2 separate regions of the Mus musculus genome follow, and region 2 is linked to region 1. A link is a loop called in an ENCODE intact Hi-C map of the cell type or tissue named here. Cell type or tissue: left cerebral cortex. All regions are shown on one strand. Region 1 overlaps Cox7b2 (cytochrome c oxidase subunit 7B2). Region 2 overlaps Gabrb1 (gamma-aminobutyric acid (GABA) A receptor, subunit beta 1).

Region 1 (5,000 bases):
TAAGGATACAGGCATAGCTATGGGTACATCATGTCAGGCCCTGAAACAGCTCAAGTACAAAAAGAATCGGCAGCCTGACACAGAGAGGCCCATGATCCACACACACTGCCTTTGCATTGCTGATTATCTAAATGTGCACTTGTGTGTCCTCCACAACTTGCCTATTGCGAAGAATGTCACAATAAACTTGGAGATGCAGGGATCTTTTTGTTGTGTATATTTTAGTCCTTTGGATATATGCCCCTAAATACAGTAACTGGATCATGGCATGGGCAATGCTTACTATTGTTACTGTTCGGTTTTGTTTTTTAATATGAACACACAAACACAAGAAACAAAAAGCAAGTGACAAATATCAAATAGAAATTATATCAAATTACAAGACTGTCCAGAGCACCAAAACAACCAACAACGTGCTTTTGTACTTTCATCAAGAAGCCACTTCCTAGAGCAACTCGAGAGGACAAAGGGGAAAACAAGCAGCACTAGCGTCTGTTAAGCTAAGAGCAGGCTTCTTCACATTGTGTTTCCATGGAGAGCTACTTAGTAACCTTCAAAACTACTATCAATGAAACAACAGACTTATCATTTTGAATACAACACCAATGAAAGAGCAAAATCTGATTAGTAAAAAATATTTTTCTAAAACCCATAAGAAACATGATGGGAGCCTCACACAGACAATGCAAATACAGGATTACATAAGGAAAATGGCAGCATGCAAACAACTGCATTTACATCCCAAGGCCAGAGAAAGCAAAAAAGATACGCTGGGGAAGAAAGAAGCAACAGCAGTTTAAAATATGCATGTCCTATATCCCGTATTTCTATTATCTCTAACAGTGCATCCCTTCATGCCACCCCTGGTTTGAGAAAGCTTTGTTGAAGATTAAGTTCCCAAACTAACTCTGTATTCCCTATAAATGCATGCATCTTTAGTCTTTCCAAAATCCTGGTTCCATCTATGTTTATGTACTACGGAATTACTAGTCCTTAAGGAAAATAACATCAACAGATAGAGTCATGAATGTTATTTGCAATCAAATTAATAATGATACAGTATTGTGGTTGAATACCCGTTACATGTTAGGAATAGTTGTAGTTGATCAGGATATCTTGACTTCTCCACTCAGGAGTTCGATAATAGTATCTACTTCAGAGACATGCTGTATTAAGAAATGCTCAGTCTGACTAAATCTGACACAGTGTGAACCTAAACCATCACTGTATTTTATCAATGTCCAGAACGGTGCATCCTGGATTCTTTCCTAAAAGATGAGATTAAGCCTGTGAGTCAGTGGCCTGCCCAAAAAATATAAAAAAATATAAAAACCAGGACTCAAAGGGTTATTCAACAAATCAGGGGCTAATGTAAGTACCTATCTTGCTAATAGCTTCAAAATTACATGAGAAGGGAATCTACAAAAGACAAAAACAAAGATATCTTTATACGGTAGCCCTGCAATTATCACACTGAAGACACAAAGCCTATAAGAAATGATTTAAACTGTCAATAACTTCTAGCATAGAAGGAGAAAATAGGAGAAAGCAAATACCTCTGTAAAAATTTATACGTGTGTATTTTAGTATAATATATGCAATTTAACCTCACAAAGACAATGCAATTCCTTTTAAGAGTATGAAAACAAATACAAGGAAACTAGCAGTTAGAAGTAAGTAGTCTGCTGGTCTGGGCTGAGATATTTGCTATGACATTCTTAATGGGTAGCAGGGGATCCCTGGCTAAGATCCCTGGACATAGTACAGAATGGAGGGCATTTACACTTCACGTTCAGCAGCTGCAGAGAAACAGCAGGCTCCTAAGAAAGTCTCAGTATGTGTGTCTTTTTCACAAGGTAAATTTCTTAAAAGATAAACATAATTGAGTTCTCTTGTTTAACTAGTAAAATGCCCATCAATTTACCAAGACAGAATTGTTAACAGAAATTTCCCATAACAAGGTTTATTCCCCACCCAAAGTTGTGCCTTAATAATTAATATCAGTATGCATAATTGCACAATGGATGGCATGTTAACATGAGATAAAGAACTTTAGAAATCACATATTCTCATATTCTGCTTTCAAACTGATCCTATATCTGAGCAGGGATCGACACCAGAAAAATGTGTGACTGCACATCTGTGGAAAATTATACACCATATACCTGCTGGCCAAGCTAGCAGGAAAAGAAAGATCATCACTATCTTATAGCACAAGGAGATTCTAAAAGCCACGTAAATTCCACAGAACCATGATTATATGACCACACCAGGGGGCGCTCTTAACACTGAAATGATGGATGACATTTTATTCTACTTAGTGGTCTCGGCTGGCTGAAAAGAAAGGGTTTTTTTGTTTGTTTGTTTTTGTCATTTGGCTTTTTGGTTGTTATTTTTTAACCTTTGTATAACTATTTTTAAGTGCTCCTCTCTTGTACGTGCTCACTGACAGCACACAGATTTTCTTCTGCAGCCTACTGTTAGCACTAGGAAGCTAGTCTATCAAGGAAAGTTTTTTCTCCACTAGGAAATGTTTATTTTGGAAACATTGTGTCAACTTAACTCACATCAACCTCTTATTCTCCCTGTAGTTAGACTGATTACCATTAACATAAAGACATAACATGTTTTGATGAGCACAGACGTTTAAAATATATTACTAATGTAAATTAAAAAAAAAAAAAAACTCCCTATCAGAGGGACCTTTTAATTCCTTCCAGCCCCCCCCCTTAAAAAGGAAGTATGATTTGATGTGTGTGAGTGTGTGACAGAGACAGAGGGTGTGTGTGCATGTGTTTTGTGTGGGTTTGTGTTAATATGAAGAAAGCACTGTACAACTAACTGTGCTTCACCCTCAAAGGTTCTGTAAGCAATAACAGAAAGCTCTTGGATGAAAGTTGTGTGCTAGGACTGAGCCACACCAAAACAAGGTTTGTCCAGTACACATCTTGGGGTTCACAATGTGATCAAATATCCGAACAAATATCCGACAACACATTTGCGCTTAACACTTTCTGGTTTACTTGTATTCTTTGTAATAGTCTTACTTTTTGTTAGAGTGTTACAATTTTTTGGTTGTTGTTTTGGTTTGGTAGATACAGTCTCATAATGTAAAGGCTTGCCTCAATTTTGCTTTGTGGCCAACGATGGCATTGAAGTCCTGACCTTCCTAACTCTCAAGTACTGGAAGGAAACATGAGTACTAGAAATAAAATTTAAGAAACGTGTTAAAAAAAAAAAAGTTCTGTAAGCAGGTCTAGCAGACTTGAATTCACACCTGGAATTTACACAGTAGCCTAGACGGACCTTGAATTTATGATTGTCCTACCTCAGTCTTACCAAGTGGTAGCTACAACCACTGCCATGTGGCAGATACACTATTCTAAATGTTATTCAAAACAGGACATTGCAATGGAATCCTAATCTAGAGCGCTCTAACCCACTTCTCTAATGTTCTCATTACCTGCAAAGTCAGTCGAGAACAGACAAGAACAGACGCTCTCCTCAGAAGTTCTGACTCAGCTGCCTAAAAGCACAGAAGAAAAATCAATGTGAGTTTTCAGAGAAACAGAAAATGACAACAGGGAAATAGGCTATGCTACCCACAAAGGGTCACAATAGTACTCCATTAAAAGCAATGTTTGCACACAAAGGGCACCCAAGAAACATAAATTTTATGAAATGACTCAAACATGAAATGTAAGCAAAGTACGGGGCAAGACGTCATGTCATGCCTGTCTGCCTATGGTTCTAGGGACAGGGGCTTGTAAAGTGTTTCTCAGCCCCAGCTGAGATCACTGTTTTATCTGTAAGGAACCTCCTGAGTGATACCACCTGTAGTCAGGCAGGCATTAAACATTACTGCCACTGGGCGGTGGTGGCACATACCTTTAATCCCAGCACTTGGGCGGCAGAGGCAGAGAGGCAGAGGAGAGGCAGAGAGGCAGAGGAGAGGCAGAGAGGCAGAGGAGAGGCAGAGAGGCAGAGAGGCAGAGAGGCAGAGAGGCAGAGAGGCAGAGGGATTTCTGAGTTCAAGGCCAGCCTGGTCTACAGAGTGAGTTCCAGGACAGCCAGGGCTACACAGAGAAACCCTGTCTCGAAAACAAACAAACAAAAAGATTTACTGCCAAGATCCACCTCATATAGTGATGAAATTTAGGAAACTTGGAGGTGTCTCTTTTACATTTGTGCCCTAAAATCAATTTATGAGTAAACTAATACCTCTATGCTATGGAAATCAAATATTTTCATTTTATAGAAGTAGCAAAGATTTGAAGTGAAATAACATGAAGGAAATGCATACATCTACTTAATAGTTTCAACTGAAGTCCACCTGAGTGACAGCAAGCTCTCTTCCACAAAGCAGATGTTAACATGGTGTGGGGAAATGTGAACAGGCAAAAAAATAAGAGGACACGGAACAAACAGGAAAGGCACTGGCCTCAGAGTAGAAGACTCGATAGGAAAGATATGTTGAATGAGGAATCTGAAAACTGCCATTACCTACTTTATATCCTTCTTGGGGTTTGTCCTGAGACTTTCAGCAAAGTGCCATACAGCCAAAGCAACACAGAACAGAATATAATCTGACAGGAAAAGCTGTGAGTTCCTGCAAAAAGCTAAATCAAAGCAGTGGCACTAGTGTTCTCGGTGGTCCATCCTAGAAACACATCTGGAGATAGTTGATGTAAAGGAAGAGGTTAGTCCCCGTTAGGACTGGAATGGAGAGTAAAAGGCATACTAGCAACTGAAGGTCACATTTCAGTTGATGACAGAGACACAGCCAAGATATTAACAAAACTGAAAACTTGATGCCATTACACTTCCGCCAGCACTTAGGATTCTTGGATGAAAGCAAAGGGCTAAGGACTCAGAGATAGGAAAGAGCAACTGCATTTCCCTACTCACTCACCTGCTCAGATACCCAGTAGTTTTCAAGAAACGCCTGTGTTCCAGACACAGTTTGAGGACTAGGAAAAAAACAAAAGTGCTTGCATTCA
Region 2 (5,000 bases), 460 kb after region 1:
CTCTTTCATATTTATGGCCTCTTTTTTTCTCTAATTGTTACTGCATGAATATATGTGTATGTGTATGCATATACACATATATTCCTAAATATGATTGTGTCAATTCACACAATGTTGCTTGTTTGTGTTCATGTAATAAGGATTTTTCATCTGAGTTCTGAGCAGGGTGTGATCTCTCAGGGGAGATGCCGCTTTCATGCAATGCTGGAAGCTTTCTATGTGACGTGAGAAGCCATAGGCCTCTGTGTTGGCAAAAATAAGCTTAGGACTGAAGAGCTGAATCAATGATTGAAAGCATTTAATATTATTACAGAGACCATGGGTTCAACTCACAGAACTCACGTGGCAGCTTACTGCTGTCCCTAATTCCAGTTCCAGGAGGTCAAGTTCCCTCTTCCTGCCACTTTGAACATTTGGCACACACATATGTGTAGGTAAAACACTCATACACATAAAATATATATATATCTTTTGACATATACATGCCAAAAAGAAATGAGTTTAGGTTATATCTTTACTATTGCACATTGTTAAAAATAAATTTTATTTCATAGATTTAGAGTACATGAGACAATATTATCAGTATATATAAAAGTGTTGATTAGGCTGACGAAGCCAAATGTGTTTGTGGATTTGCTAAGAAAGAATCTCAATTGAGAAAACACCTCCATAATACTGGCCTATAGGTAAATCTGTCAGGTATTTTCTCGATTGATCATTGATGGGAGAGGGCCCATCTCACTGAGATCAGTGCCAGTCCTGGGTTGATGGTCCTGGGTTCTATGAGAAAGCAAGCAGAGACAGCCATTGGGCAACATTCTTCTATGACTCTGCTTCAATTACTGCCTCTAGGTTCCTTTGATTATGGACAGTGATATAGGCATGTACACAAAATAAAACCCTTTATCCCCATCTTGCTTTTAGTCGTGGTGTTTTATCATATCATTAGAAGTTCTAAATAATTTGCCAAATAACATATTCATCATCTCACAACATTTTCCAGTTAATATTGCTTTTCATTTCAAGAAGAAAAAAAAAACACAACTAACGCTTACGTGCTCTGCTTGTATTGTATTTCTCACGCTGTGTATTTGATTTCTAGATCTAGTCCTCCCTTGTATTCGGCTACTATATGTTCTGCTGCACTTTAAATTTAAATGTAATTGCCATACAATGAGAACAAACGTGGAGACACGGCTACCATGGATAAAATACAGACTTTCAAAAGTGAAAAGAATAATAAGTTAGTAGTTGCTGCAAATATAGCTTTTGTAGGCAATTGTATACACTACAAATGAGGCTTTAAAGCTCAGGATTCAGTTATAGTCAATACCCTATTCTATTGAGTTATCATTTTTAGCATCCTAAACCTATATTTATAAAATAATATAAAGTTTCCACATAAGTACTGTGATAATTAAATCCAATACACGTGTGACCAAAAGCAATTCAATTTCTTTTCCAGGAAAGTGTCTTGTTGCATTGGAAATGAATGAGACTCCAGTGCATTGTAAAAAATCTCCATCTGATCTCTTGCCTCTAAGCCCAGGGATATTTTCACTCTAGTAAATTTCTATTCTAACAAGTTACACAAAAAGCTATTAATAAAGTCTCTCAATTCCCATACCCCTTATTCAATGTTCTGCCTGCTGCGCTGGAGTTTAAACAAGTGAGTCTATTCCAGTCACACCCGCCTGGTTGTTTTAGGTAGACTACAGCCTTGAAGGAGAGTTTTATTGCTGCCATGAATGTGATCAATTCTAGTCCCCACAACTGAAGTGATCATGCAGAAATAGACATCTGTCTTCTAGACAGCCACATTTAACAATCCCAGAAAGTCTCTATTATTTTTACTTACAGACAAGTCAGCCTGCCCCTCACATGAACAGATGTCCCTAGCCCAGAGAAAATGGTGTAGTTCTACCATGGTTGCTGTGGATAGGCTTCCTGGCTTACATCCATGGACTTGGAAAATGAGGAGCAGAAAATAAAAACAGTAATAATAACGAGCAAAGCCAACCCTCATCTCAGAAGCAACAATCAATTTTCCCTATTGTATTATCGACAAGTCAGGTTCATAGATTGAGTGTAGCTGAGGTTTATCATATACTTTTTAAATTTCCAACACTTGTGATTCAGTTATCTCAACTGGGTAAGGTTTTTTTGTTTTTGTTTTGCTTTTTTTTTAACTGTTAGCCAGCCTGTTCAACATCTCACATTACTTTAGTACCAATTTATGAGGAGTGAAGGTTAACAAGGAAGACTAAATAATTTGCTCAATTTCATGTACCAAGACCCAGAGGAGGACAAATCTAGACTTGAGAGCTTCTATAGCAATATTGGGCTTCCCAGACAACCAAGGCCACAGTGCTCCCTCTTCTGGCGCTAGACATTGCTCATTTTTGTTACTGTATTTGAACCAAACATGGTCTCATTATGACATTTCTATTCCTACAAGATGTACTCATTCCCTTTATTGCTCGTTCTCATCTTCTTCCTCATCTTTATTGATTATCTTCTACATTCCCAGTACTTCCTTTTAAGCACATGTGGTTTCCCAAACTTCCACATCAGAGATGCGATATTAGTTCCTTCAAATCTAGGGTGTTTCACTAGGACTAGTTCCAGTTTTATTTGTTTTCCTATAAACAGGAGTTTTATACTTTTGTAACAGTGAGTTAAAACTATTACACACACACACAAACACACACACACATGACATTTTCTTTATTTCCTTTATTCTTCTGATAATGAGCTCATTCTATATTTTGTCTATTGTAAACAGTATTTGAATGAACCTGCATATTCAAGGTCCTCTATTGTAAGCAGAATTTGATATTTTCAGTGTTTCCTGGGAGTGAAATACCCAGATTATAAGTCTCTGTTTGTGGAATAAGTTAGTGAAAATGATCCCAGCACTTGGGAGGTGAAGACAGAAGAATCAGGAATCTGAGCCCAGGCTGGGATATAGGAGACAGTGTTTCAAAAGTGTGGGATCTCCCATCAATAACTTTAATAGATTGGAGGAAATTTCCAAATTGAAAGAGTCCTATTTTCTCCCAGATTACAAACATTTAGAGGCCATTTGATGGTGCAAAAACAAAATTGCAGCCCCCCCAGAAAGAGTGAAATCCAAAAGGGAAACAAATGCTACCCAAGGATGCCCTGGCTTCTCAGCTTATCAAGAATCAAGTTTCATCCAATAGATGACTGTGAGCATCCACTTCTGTATTTGCCAAGCACTGGCATAGCCTCACAAGAGACAGCTATATCAGGCTCCTGACAGCAAAATCTTGCTGGCATATGCAATAGTGTCTGGGCTTCGTGGCTGTCTATGGGATGGATCCCAGGGTAGGGATGTCTCTGGACAGTCCATCCTTTTGTCTCAGCTCCAAACTTTGTAACTCCCTAGATGGCCTAGTCTGCCATCATTGGGAGGAGAGGCCCTTGGTCTTGCAAAGATTATATGCCCCAGTACAGGGAAACACCAGAAACACCAGGACCAGGACACAGGAGCGGGGGGGGGGGGGGAATAAGGGACTTTCAGGATAGCATTTGAAATGTAAATGAAGAAAATATCTAATAAAAAAAAACCAAATCAAGTTTCAGTTCAATAGATGGCTGTGAGCATCCACTTCTGTATTTGCCAGGCACTGGCAGAGCCTCTCAGGAGACAGCTATATCAGGCTCCTGTCAGCAAAATCTTGTTGGCATCTGCACTAGTGTTTGGGTTTGGTGGTTGTTTATGGGATGGATCCCCAGGTGGGGATGGAGCACAGGGTCCCCAATGAAGGAGCTAGAGAAAGTACCCATGGAGCTGAAGGGGTTTGCAGCCCACTAGGAGGAAAAATATGAACTAACCAGTACCCCCCAGAGATCCCAGTGAATAAACCACCAATCAAAGAAAACACATGGTGGGACTCATGGCTCTAGCTGCTTATGTAGCAGAGGATGGCCTAGTCAGTCATCAATGGGAAAAGAGGCCCTTGGTCCTATGAAGTTTCTATGCCCTAGTGTATGGGAATGCCAGGACCAGGATGTGGGAGTAGGTGGGTTGGGGGAGCTGGGGGAGGGGGAAGGGGATAGGAGATTTTCAGAGGGGAAACTAGGAAAGGGGATAACATTTGAAATGTAAATAAAGAATATATTTATAATTTAAAAAATCAAGTTTCAGAAGGATAATTGAGTAAATTCCCTATCTCTTTTTGCTGCAAGTCACCAATTGAATGCAACAGACAGTTAAAATATTTGCTGCCCCTTGCATATGGGCTTAGAAAGTTGCTGCAGCATATGTCACCCCAAGATAGCATAAAAAAGTGACTCTACCTTTGTTGCACAGCTGGGCACTCAGCTGGTGTCACATGACCAGCTGTAGACTATACTCAGGAAAACATGATCCTTAGAGGAATGGAAGCGAGCCCTGGGAGTCAAGTCTGGAGCGAACACAATTTATTTTTTTCTGAAGCACTAAACCAAGAGATGGAAGGGGAGACAGGGATACTGAATTTCTTATAACTTAAAAAAAAAGTTTACAATATCCATGTGTTGTATTAATTTAAAAAGGAATTGATTTAAATGTAATTGATTTGTACTAAAGAGCTAAGGGTCCTACTTTTTTCAGCATTCACTAAAATTTCTAATTCTAAAGATAATCACTTGGGCACTTGTTTGTTTGTTTGTTTGTTTGTTTGTTTGTTTGTTAAAATAAGGTCTCGCAGTGTAGTTCAAGTTATTCTCTAATTCATTATGTAGCCCAAATATGTTCTGAACTGGAAGCAATCCTCCTGCCTCGGGTTCCTTGATGGGAAGAGTATTCTAAACAAGAACACTGTGGCACATCGAGAGATTAAATGCAAAACAAAAATATTTAACAATTGAGCACTTGTTTTCATCATCATCACTTGGAAGGAGGAGAAAATTTTTCTACCAGGTAAATTTCATAACACACAGGGGATTCATTAATTTTTGAAGAGATACCATTTATATTATGTAAATGACTG

What was found. Peaks named below come from ENCODE experiments on the same cell type or tissue, not always from the same donor. Only the 100,000 strongest peaks of a DNase experiment are listed, where the experiment ranks them.
Region 2: a loop joins it to region 1, with 3 times the contacts of the local background. A loop is called at or near these places in 2 of 42 quality-filtered maps.

Annotation. Positions count from the first base shown.
Region 1 is chr5:71,499,988-71,504,987 of GRCm38, forward strand. It overlaps Cox7b2 (cytochrome c oxidase subunit 7B2), which reads right to left. Exons shown (of 3, transcript NM_030052.3): 2 at 3,464-3,526. Among named protein-coding and RNA genes, the nearest start is that of Cox7b2, 46 kb to the right of the region's middle. In left cerebral cortex, a CTCF peak has its summit at 2,271 (motif pointing right); a DNase peak (open chromatin) is centred at 2,276.
Region 2 is chr5:71,963,355-71,968,354 of GRCm38, forward strand. The region is part of intron 4 of Gabrb1 (gamma-aminobutyric acid (GABA) A receptor, subunit beta 1); the gene reads left to right. Among named protein-coding and RNA genes, the nearest start is that of Commd8, 200 kb to the right of the region's middle. In left cerebral cortex, a CTCF peak has its summit at 2,384 (motif pointing left); DNase peaks (open chromatin) are centred at 1,734 and 2,374; H3K27ac peaks cover 591 bases.